Regions from separate parts of the Homo sapiens genome. Here region 2 is linked to region 1. The links are chromatin contacts, found by Hi-C or POLR2A ChIA-PET in ENCODE. All regions are on one chromosome and are shown on one strand. The core of a region is the stretch at or near the end of the contact, and the rest is flanking DNA. Distances in the headings are between cores, read along the strand shown.

The links. A loop is a pair of places that touch in the nucleus more often than their neighbours do. ChIA-PET counts read pairs that join two places held with the same protein, here RNA polymerase II (POLR2A). Pooled maps may share reads with other maps.
Region 2: a map with no recorded cell type shows a loop between it and region 1 (5-fold over the local background). The contact joins two enhancer-like sites. A Hi-C loop is called at or near these places in 2 of 168 maps with a recorded cell type or tissue (B cell and OCI-LY7), 33 of 37 single-sample maps with no recorded cell type and 7 of 50 pooled maps. POLR2A ChIA-PET finds 5 or more read pairs at or near these places in 6 of 52 experiments (B cell, GM12878, H1 and 3 more).

Annotation. Positions count from the first base shown.
Region 1 is chr2:60,350,507-60,356,309 of GRCh38, reverse strand. No RefSeq gene overlaps it. Among named protein-coding and RNA genes, the nearest start is that of MIR4432, 34 kb to the left of the region's middle. RefSeq lists enhancers at 2,609-2,658, 2,799-2,878, 3,359-3,858, 4,629-4,708. Within about 2 kb of position 3,754, at least 5 of the 41 ENCODE cell types and tissues checked have a DNase peak (open chromatin) inside an H3K27ac peak, as active enhancers do; they include GM12878 and OCI-LY7, where a contact is called at or near this core.
Region 2 is chr2:60,309,822-60,315,456 of GRCh38, reverse strand. No RefSeq gene overlaps it. Among named protein-coding and RNA genes, the nearest start is that of MIR4432, 75 kb to the left of the region's middle. RefSeq lists an enhancer at 4,171-4,240. Within about 2 kb of position 3,801, at least 2 of the 41 ENCODE cell types and tissues checked have a DNase peak (open chromatin) inside an H3K27ac peak, as active enhancers do; they include GM12878 and OCI-LY7, where a contact is called at or near this core.

The DNA of each region.
Region 1 (5,803 bases), core at 2,505-5,004:
AAGATGATTATTAAAGCAGCACTAGACCCTACCTTGGCTGTCAAGATGCATGAATAAAAATACACTTGTCACCATATTTACTTCCTGTTCCCTTTCTTCCCGTTTAAAATAGTAATTGATGCTTTCATTTTTTAAAACAGATGTTCTCCATTTTTCAGCATGTTGTGGGGTTGCAGAGTATGCGTGGGGCAGCAGCTGGTGATAACATCTTTTATTTTTTAATTTTCTGGCTGTGGATTGGAATTAGAATCAGGATTTAGAAATGGGGAAGCCGTGGCTTGTGGCCTGCATCCTGACGTCTTACATTACATCTCAGGTAGCAGTTTGTCCTTATGAATCAAACCTGCCATGCTACTGACAAATAGGAGGTATTTTTATATGATGTAAGTTATACCTGCTTGTGGTAAAACAAAACCAAACCAGAAGGTTTCCTTTTCTCCTAATTTGTCTCTCCAGAGGAAACCACTGTTAACAGTTTGGTTTATATCCTTTCAGTCTTTTTTCCTTTTCAGATAATAACAGTGGTAAGAACTAACCTTTACTGGGGAATCTGGACATGCCAGACACAATTCTAAGTGCTTTACATATATGAACTCATTTAGTCCCTGTGCCAGTCCTCTGAGGCAATATGACTGTTTTCCCCATTTGAGAGATAAGGAAACTGAGATGTTAAGTAATTTTCTGGAGCTCACGTAGGTAGTAGGCAGTGAAGCCAGGATCAATATCCAAGTGTTTTGAGTCCTAAATCTGTGCTCTTAGTTATGACTTTATGCTGCTGCCATGAATATGTATAGTGCATATACATATTACTACCTAGTTCTTAAAAAGATGAAATCATACTATAAGTGTTGTTCTGTGGTTTGCTTTTTTGATAAACATTAATACTGGGGACATTTCCCCATTTCAGTATATATAAATTTAATTCTTTTTAAAATGTACCTACAATTATACTGATGTAGCATCATTTTCAAAAACGATACTCTTCCTTCTGGCCATTTGGGTTTGCTCCAGATTTTTGCTATTATAAACAATATTACAGTGAACCTCTCAACAATAGCAGTAGCAACAACTACCATTAATCCTGAATAATGTGCTTACTGTGGGTGGGGTCCTATTCTAAACCTTTTCCATGTATAAACTCATTTAAACATACATCTTTATATAAGTGGGCTAGTGTTTCCATAGGCTAGATGCCTGGAAGAGGGACTGGTAGGTTAGAGGCCAAGTGCATTTAAAATTTTGATTGCAATTTTCCTCCCCAAACAGGCAAGTATTTATTAAGTGTCAGCTCTAAGTGCAACACCCTCTTAGGCATTCTTTGGAATGCACAGACACATGAGATAGGGGCCCTCCCACAGGTTTACAAGAGTGGAGAGACAAGCTGGTACAAGTCGCCAGGTGATGAAAACAGTCATTCCACAAGGCAAAGCTGGTGGCATATGCTGGGAGCACTACAGGTGTGTAGAGAGCAGGGAGGTCTGTGAGGGGTGGAAGGTATCAGGGGGAGCTTCAGAGAGGAACTGGGGCTGAATGAGGCTTGGAAGGATGGAAAGATGGAGGGAAGGGGTTGGAGAGCAATCCTGGGGAAGGGCCAAGAAGAACGAGGCTTAGGCGGGAGGTGGTGTAGTTGAAGAATGAGACAGTGAGTCTGTGGGATTGCCATCCTGACTGAAGCAAAGAGTGTGTTTTGGGAACTGGTCAGCCAGCCGACCATCAAGAGAAGAGTAGAATAAGAGTAGAAATGGACATCCACCTGTCACATGACTAAATTGTTTAACCCAAATAAAAGCTAATCAATTAACAAATAAAGCTAATCAATTAGCTTTATAAATGAAGCTAATCAGTTGCTAAACTGTGCTCTATTCTTCTGCCTTGACATAAGAATCTTTGACCTGGAACAGGTTTGAATTTAGAATTTTCCACTCCATGGACTATGGCACTGGAGGGTGGTGAATTACATTTCCCGATCAGTGCCAACAGAAAGAGAATAGGGCTTGTGATAATCAGATATATTTGCCCAAATCACTTGGATAAGTTTTTCTCCTCTGTCAATGCTGAAGCACGCTGGTGCTGGAGCAGGAAATCACAGCCCAGAGAAGGTGAGCAGGTGCCCTGTTCACACAGAGCTTGGAAGTTCTAATCTCTGACCTGAAGTGAGACATTGAAATAGAAATCTTTCTCTTCCTCCTCCCTCCTTACCCTACCCCCAGCCAACAAAGAAAGAAATGCAGGTGCATTTAACTTTGCCTGTAACTTTCTGTTCTGCAATGAAAATGGCCTCCTGTGTTTTTGTTTCACAAGCACAATTAAAAGTCTAATTTCAAAGCTACAATAGGGAAGCAAGGGCGTCAGTAAGAAACCCAGAACTTGATGCAAATAATTGAGCCATTTTTAATTTGTTCAGTGTGATCAGGTAGGGGGAAATTCTATATTTAAATATAACCAACCACCTTGAACCTTGTATGGAAGTAACTGTGTAAGAAATGTTTGGTAACATGTTGCTGAAGTTGTAAAATGTGTACCTCCCAAAACAAGGATATTCAAAAGTTAAGTTTCTCACGGTGATGTTAACACATCCGCATCGCGTTGCACATGCTGTACAATTCTGCATCATAAAAAATGGATTTACAAGCTTAAGTACTACTCGGGAATATTACATGTGTGGAATGTGGCTGGGTTAATGTCACTGTGAGACCCTTAGCCGTTGCCAAGGAGGTTTCCTGAGCCTCAGCTGGGGCCAGGCGGGGGCAGACTGGAGAAAGCCGCTGCTGCCTGGGCCTGCAACTTTGCCTAATGAACAAAAACACCATTTTGGCCTCAAAGATCTTGAGCTCCACAAGCCACAAATCACAACGAGGAAGAAATCAAACATTAAGGTTTCTCTCGGATTATTATTGACCAGGACGGTCTGGAAATTATAGGATCTTTCTAAATGTGGGCAGGGGCTTCCGTGAGGTCCAGCAACACAGTGGCATTTGCTTTTACTGCTGCTATTTCTCTGTTTCTGGTTTTACTTACTCTGACCCCTCTCCACACCAGAGCCGGTGTGAGAGCTGCTGTCACCTGGCCTTTCCCAGAGCTGGAGGGAGTCCCTGGGGGACGAGTTGGGTGGCAGGTGATGCGTGTAGACTAGGATGTGAGATTAACTCCAGTCCGAAAGGGCCCTGGGATAAATTACACATGTCCGAACATATCCATAGAGGAGGAGTTGAGTGGAAATAGGCTTCAGGGGCAGCCAAAGAGGGAAAAACATGAGGACATTGTGTGTGTGTGTGTGTGTGTGTGTGTGTTGCTGTAATGATGGGAGGGAGGATGCAAGGCAGGACTTACGGGTCCTAGCCAGCTGTGCTGCACCTGGTCCGTGAGGCAGTGTGGAGTCCACCGAAACGACCCTCAAGCCTGATGCCAGTTCCAGAAGCCCAGTCGGCAACTCTGCCACCTTACACTCCTCTCCCCGTGGAACTGCCTGGGGGTGCTGGCATGGGGACATGAGGGATGTCTGACAGGAGAAACAAGCATTTCAAGAGTGTGTGGTTGGCTTCGCTGTCCTTTGGGGGGAGGAACTGGAATCAGTCAACAGGCAAGTAAGTTGTTATTGCACACCTTTTATGTATTCTGCTGGGCCGTGGGCTGCGGAGGGCACTAAAGGGGTAGAACATCCTGCTCCTCTTGAAGACGCCCAGCCTTTGGTCCCATGACCTCAGGCACATGCGTAATCTAAGCGGCAGCCCAGAACTCATGACGGGTGCCCAGTTCCTTGATGCCTCCTGAAGGAAATGCTGCAAGCTGTTCAGAGGATGGAGACTGCATGGGGGTGTTCGTAGGCAAGGAAGGCTTCAAGAAAGAGGCAGCTCTGAGCTGCTTTTCAAAGAAGAGAGGATTTAGACAGGCAGAGAGAAGTGGGGATCACTCAATAGAAGTAAATTCCACAAGCTCTGATCTCTATCCCTAATAGGGAACGGGGCTCCTAACAATAGCTTTTTTTTGTGGTCTGAATTCAGGCCCGACTCCCAGTTCCAGCCTGAACACTGGTCAGCTGAAGACAACGCTGCCACCTTCATCTCTTCCCTGCCTGTCCTGCTTACAACAGTTGCAAGAAGTTTATACCCACATTAAGCCCCCAGAGGCAGGCTGGCAGCCAGCCTTCGCCACTGGTGCAGAGAACTGAGTCAACCACCCGGTGTTCCTGGCTGCTCCCCCTGAGAAGCTTTCCCACCCTGTTCCCTGAGTCGAGAGTCTTGGCTGGGCACCTGCTGCACTGTGGACGTGCGGACGCGGCCTCCAGAAGGGGGAAGGGAGCCCTGGCTGGCTTCTCTGAGACGTGTTGAGTGGCTTGCCATTGAAGACTGTTTCCTCACTCAGGCAGCTGCATGCCCCAAGTGAGTGACTTCCTCTCTCTGGACTCAGTTTCTGAATCTGTAGACAAAGAGGGTGGACCAGATGGTCTTGGAGGTGCCTTCCAGGTCACATCTCTCCTGTTTCTAACAGCAGGTGGAAGCAGGTGAGGAGGGCAGTCGGGCAGAGAGGAATGGAGAGGAATTCCCCCACAGAGGCTCTTGGGAACCACACAATTCCCCATTCTGGTGCCACCTGCTTCAAGGATGTGAGTGAGAGCAGTGCTGGCCTTGAAGCCTACATCGGTGGGTAGTCTAGCCTCCCTAGATGTGTCCTTAGGTGTCATGGGATCCATATCTGGATCATCAAGGAGACCTCACTTAGGCTTCTCTTGACTTACCAGGAAAGGCTAAGTCTTGCTTCGGGCAGGCAGCTGCCTCTGGGGCCCGGGCCTGTGGCCCCAGGGGAAAGAATTGTTGCCCCAAGATGCTCATGCAATGTTGTGTGACTGTGGCAAGGCTGTGCCATTTTAGCTGGGATCAACACGCTAATGGGCACAGGTCCAGGGGGAGTGCAGGTGCCTTCCTGGGTGCAAAGTGGCCCTCATCCCCATAGCACACAATGTCTGCACAGCTGAGGCTGGAAGGGACTGGCTGAGGGCCGTGCTGGTGTGGGCAGATCCCTGGAAGATCACCTGGGCCATCTCCTCATTCTAAAGATGAGAAGAACGAGGCTTGGAGAGGATGAGTGTCTTGTTGAGGGTTGCACAGCAAGTTGGGGACACAGCTGCAGGAAATCCAAGTCTCCTGATTCCTAGCCCATGATATTTTCTCTCCCACCAAGTTGAAAGGCTGAGGTGATGGGAGGCCTGGCATACCACAGATGGAAACTTGCATCGTTGCCCCCGGGGCTCAGATGATTCTCTAAAAATGTGTCTGAGGAAGTGAGAGTGCAGGGCCTCTCCTCACACGTTGGAGCTGTAAGTAGGGCACGTGCTTTCAGCTCCAGGCAGGACTGGAGAAGGTTATGGAAGGGCAGCCAACCAAGAAGCACTTATTTAAGCATTTTTATGTGCCTAGCCCTGAGCTAGGCATAGTAGGGCATAAAGGAGCTTTGAAGGACCCTCCCAACACAGCAATTTCACTGCAGCTGGTGAGCAAATTTAACTCACAAATCAATTACAAAAACAACCTCATGCAAGCTACTGTTTGTGTAATAAAATGTAAGAACATATATTTGTATTTGCGTAAAGGAAATCTGGAAGGATATAAAAAGATAATAAAAGTGTTAACTAAACAGTTACGTGATGGGGTGGGGGTGAGATTTTTGTCCTTTGTACCTTTTAATTACAAAATTATTTTGAACTATGTGAATGCATTTTCTTTGCAAAACATTAAATACAAACAATAACAAAAAACCCAGACAACTAAATGTGAATTGGGTGGCAAGGGGCCAAAGGGATTTGGGA
Region 2 (5,635 bases), core at 2,552-5,051, 41 kb after region 1:
TGGCAGAGTGCTGGCATGTAGTTACCTTCCATAAGCGGCAGCCCTGGTAATAATATCATAAGTGATGATTATTGAGGTTGGGTACTAAACAGGATGTTGTTGTCTACAGATAGATGAAGGATAATTCAGGTTTTAAATAGCTTTATCATCCATGAAGCACTTGTTTCAACTTAAAGATCCTGGACGTTTGAGGAGAAGTTGTGTTTTATTTTGCAAATTGTCATATTGGATTTAAGATGATTGACATGTGCATCATATATATGTAGCATCATATATATGTATACACACATAGAAATATATATTTGTGCTATGCACACATCATTTTTTTCCTGACTACCAAGCTATTTTCAGTTATAACCCCCAAGCATAGGATACTAAAATTTATTTGTGTATCATGTCCTTTCTACATGAGATCACAGGATGATTTGCAGAGAGTCAGTGGCAAGCTGACAGGGAGAAAATGTTTTTGGGAGCAGGATTTGAAAGGGAAGTTACTGTGAGGCGAGGCTAGCCATCCATTTGTAAAGAGCACAGACGTGATTGGCATGGGCTGACGACTGAAAGAAAAATTCCCAAAACAGTTTGATTTTTAAGTTGAGTTTGAAGTTGAGTTTCACCATGAAAATTGTGAAAAGGAATGGGTTGAGTGTATCTCATTTTGAGGGAAACAATCTTACTGACCTTTTTATTTGGGAACTCACAACTAAGGGAACAGTAATGGGGGATTTGGGAAGTAATGTGAGCAAAGGTAGGAATTTCAGAGAGACCCGAGGCAACATGGAGTATTCTAGGTGAGGAAAAGGAAATATTAGAGGCAGAAAGATAAGAATGAGGTCACATATCAGATATTGGAATCAAAGTTAGGATGCTAGAATTCCTTTAATGATAGCAACAAAAAACAAGAAACAAACAAAAAACAAACAAACAAAAAAACCCAAACAGATAATACAGAAACAACCACAAAAACAGTTCTTTTAACCACAAGTTAGTGGTGTAGAATGAAGCCTTGAAATAGCAAGCTAAAAAAAAAAAAAAAAAGGTTATATCGAGCATCCCTTAAGAAACACAGAAGACTTTGAGACTAAAAGTAGATATAATTCTTAGCATGGAGGTAATGAATGACACATTCCAGAAAATGAAGAAAGGATGATAGACAAAGACATGCAGGTCCAGTCAGATCTTGTTTACGTGTTTCTTGGATTCAGTTATCCAAGATGTCAAATCTGGACCATAAGTGAGATGGTTCCAAAGCCTTACCCAATACAAGCAGCACCTGAGGTGGGCATCTTTCTGGTCCCTTGGTTCAGCTCATCTTGCAAAGGGTTCCTTTGCACTCCCTAAGTAAGAGATGAATTGAGGCCAGGTTGAGAAACAGGAAAAGGGAGAGAAACTTCTTGGAATTGCATGAGCAGAAACCATTCTTAGAAAGGCTGGCTGTCCTAATACAGTTAAGTGTGTAGGCATAATGCTCCCAGTGTTCCCAGAGGCTGAGTTGGAAGAAGCCACGTGGGAAATTGGAAATAGCGTGGCTCCTTTGTCCTTGCTATATTCTGCTCTGTTTTTCTTAGATGTTGGAAAACTCTCCTTGAATCCTGTCCTTCCACTGCTTATGAAAGCAGGGGATTACATTACCTCAGACCTCTTCTACAGTGAGAGAAGGTTGATTACAGTTATCAACTGGAATTGTGGAGAAAAATGAGAAAAGATTAGGCATCTATAACAAGAAAAAGGCAGAGCATGAGTCTGTAGGGCAGGGCAGCTGCTAGCCAGGTGGAAGTGAAAGTCTAGGTGCAAGTGGTCTGGGAGGTGGAGGCTGACCCTGCTGGTAGAAGCTCAAACCTGCATTAGGGAAAGGAAACTCGGACACTGTTTTCTCCTCTCTGTCCACAAATGAGGAATAATAGAGCCATTTTCTGTTCTTATTCTGGGGATAGGGTGTGTCCCAAGAGAGGTCACATTCTAAGACCCTGTCCAGTTTGAACTGAGGCATGACCATCTTGATCAGTCGTAGGAGATTTCTATGAGGAAGTGAGATGGGAAAGGGTAGGGCCTCTTATCCTAATATACTCAAATTGGTAACATTAATTATCCATCAGATAAGAAATCAGGGCCTCGCCTGGCATCTCTGACAGCAGTAGGATGGGAGCTCTCTGGAGGTTTCCAGCTGCCTCGATGGCGGCTGGCTGTGGGTGATTCCTGGACCAGGTGCTGGGAGCATTCTACAAGATCACCTAGGGTAGTGCCTGATGAGAATGAGGTGTTGGTAAAATGGAGCTGTCTCATTGTGCTTCGACACTTAATTGTACACTGTCTCTTCAATGACAAAGTGAAGCCTTGAGGGTAGGCCCCATATCTGCACATTAAAATTCCTCAGGATCTCTTACTAAACTGGCATGCAGTAGCCAGAAATGTAGCCGGTGAAACTTTGTTGTTTAGCTATTTAAGTGGTGAGGGAAGGAGAAGAGGTCCCAGAAAAAAATCTCCCAGCCATTGGGAAGGGAGGTGTTCGTGGTGGTGGGGAGAGGACTTGTGGGTGGTTAAGCTTATTACCCTGATTAACTTGGTTAGCTTGTTACCCTGATTAACTTTATCCAAGTGTTTCATATGCTTAGAGCTTATCTGATCTCCACATGGGCCATGAAAGCTACTGGGGCTGGGAACTCCTGCCCATTACCAATTAGAACTGGGGTTATGACTAAAAACAAAAGAGCTTTACTTTGTGTAGCACTCCACCATTTTCATTTTCATTTTCTTTTCTTTTCTTTTCTTTTTCTTTTTTTTTTTTTTGAGATGGAGTTTCACTCTTGTTGCCCAGGCTGGAGTGCAATGGTGTGATCTTGGCTCACTGCAACCTCTGCTTCCTGGGTTTAAGCGATTCTCCTGTCTCAGCCTCCTGAGTAGCTGGGATTACAGGCAAGGGCTACCACGCCTGGGTAATTTTTGTATTTTTAATAGGGATGGGGTTTCATCATGTTGGTCGGGCTGGTCTTGAACTCCTGACCTCAGGTGATCCACTGGCCTCAGCCTCCCAAAGTGCTGGGATTACAGGCATGAGCCACTGCACCTGGCCCACCATTTTTATTTTCTTACTTTCTTTTAAAATAGTTTTTAAATTAAGGTATGACTAACATACAAAAAAGCTATAAATATTTAATGTACACAGTTATCCCTCGGTATCCTTGGGGGATTGGTTCCAGGACCACTACAGAGACCAAAATCTGGGGATGCCCAAGTCCCCTATATAAAACAATGTGGTATTTGCATATCACCTATTCACATCCTCCTGCATACTTTAAATCATCTCTAGATTACATATAATACCTATTACAATGTAAATGCTATGTAAATAGATATAAATATAGCATATTTTTAAATTTGTATTTTAAAATTGCTGTATTGTTATTTTTTATTGCTTTTTTTCCCAAAAATTTTTGGCAGGTGGTTGGATGAATCTGAGGATGTGGAACCCGTGGATATGGAGGGCTGACTCAATGCCTTGATGAGCTTGAAGATAAGTATATACCCCCGAAACCACCACCACAAACAATGCCATAAACTTAACCACTGCCTCTAAAAGTTTCCTCTCTCCTTTTTTCTACAATAAGGATATTTAACATAAGATCTACCCTCTTAACAAATGTTTAAGTGTATAATATAGTATTGTTAACTATATGCACTGTGTCGTACAGTAGCTCTCTAGGATTTACTCATCTTGCATAACTGAAACCATGTATCTTTTGATCAACACTTCTCCAGTTCCCCCTCCTCCCAGCCCCTAGTAAGACTATTTTAGATTCCTCATATAAGTGAGCACTTCACTGTTTTCAAACTGCATTTGTAAAGTTGATCTCCAGGTAGAGTTGCAAGATAAAGTACAGGACACTCAACTACATTTGCATTTCAGATAAACAACAAATAATTTTTAAATATTGCATGGTTCATACCTAGACCAAAAAATTTTGTTGTTTATCTGAATCTCAAACGTAGTTGGGCATCCGGTATTTTTTGTTGTTGTTGTTGTTATTGTTGTTAAATCTGGCAATATTATCTCCAGGCAGAAGACTAGAATTGTGGTTAAAGCACAAACACTGCTAACATAGAAGTGGTTAGTACTTCAAGCTCTGCAGCTTATTAACTTGGTGTCTTTGGGGAAGATTTCTTTTCTTTTGAGTTGGAGTCTTGCTCTTATTGCCCAGGCTATAGTGCAATGGCGTGATCTTAGCTCACTGCAACCTCTGCCTCCAGGGTTCAAGTGATTCTCTTGCCTCAGCCTCCAGAGTAGCTGAGATTACAGGTGCCTGCCACCACGCCCGAGTGATTTTTGTATTTTTAGTAGAGATGGGGTTTCAACATGTTGGCCAGGCTGGTCTCAAACTCCTCACCTCAAGTGATCCACCCGCCTTGGCCTCCCAAAGTGCTGGGATTATAGGTGTGAGCCACTGAGCCCAGGCTTCTTCTTCTTCTTTTTTTTTTTCCCTTGCAACCATAATTTTCTTGTGTGTCTATCACGCATTGTGTGCCAGGCTGTGCTGTGAGAACTTCATGAGATAATGCACATACAGGCTCAACACATAGTGCTTGCTAAGAAAGGTATCGTTATTCTCTCATTCAAGCCTAGCACAAAAGACATGTGAGGAAGACACTGAGTCTTCATTTTAGAGAGGAGGAAACTGAGGCTCAAGGTTGTGAAGAATCCTGGTGAGGCTGATTTGAACCTGGATTCCAGAATCCTGCTCTTTTCTCCTTAGGCGGCTGGTGGGAAATTGCCAGGTGATTTCCAGGCCAGGGCCTTGCATTGTAGACTGCCAGTTCAGATGTCTTAGATGGGACTCAGAAGGTGGGATTGAAAGGGGCAGTGGTGCAAACCCAGTGGAAATGGTTGCTAAACACAAAAGACAAGTAGGCGGTGTCTTCTTGGGCCAAACTCCCCAGTAAGCTGCTATCAGTAGCATTTGCTCAGGAGTGAAACACACACAAAGTCTGTTCCTGAGAACTGCTAAGCAAGTGAACTTCCCCTTCCCTTGGGTCAGCACTTTCCCTCTCAGGGAGGCCTGGAGCCCTTGGGAGCCTCTTGCTTCTGTGATCCCTCTCCAGCCCCATGGAGGAGGGATGCTGGCTTGAGTTCCCCATGTGGGGGTGGCAGCTGGCCTTCGCCACGGCTCCCACCTAATGAAAACATTGCAAGATGGACAAAGCATAAAGCAAAGCAGAGACACTGATGTGTGGGCAGGTGTGGGCAAAAAAAAAAAAATAAAAAATAAAGTTCCAGCACGCAAAGTTGAATTGCTGACACATGGGGTATCTTAATAGTGTGGGAAAAGGGGATTATGAGATCAAAGGCCATGATAAGAGGGAGATTATTTAATCACAACTCTGCCACAAAGAGGGACAGTCATATAGGAAGAGCAGGCACTTACACATGCCCATTTCTTTGATTTCAAAGTGTGAAACACTCCACCAGATTCCACACAACCTGCTCCCACTCCTGACTCCCCAACCCTCCCGCCCCTGCTGCCTCCCACCACTGCCTGCTTTTGCTGGTAGAATGCAAGACCTCTAGTGCACACCAAATTTGCTTCCCTGGGATTTTATTTCCAACTCATATTTTTATTTTTTCATAGCTAAGTGTTTTTCT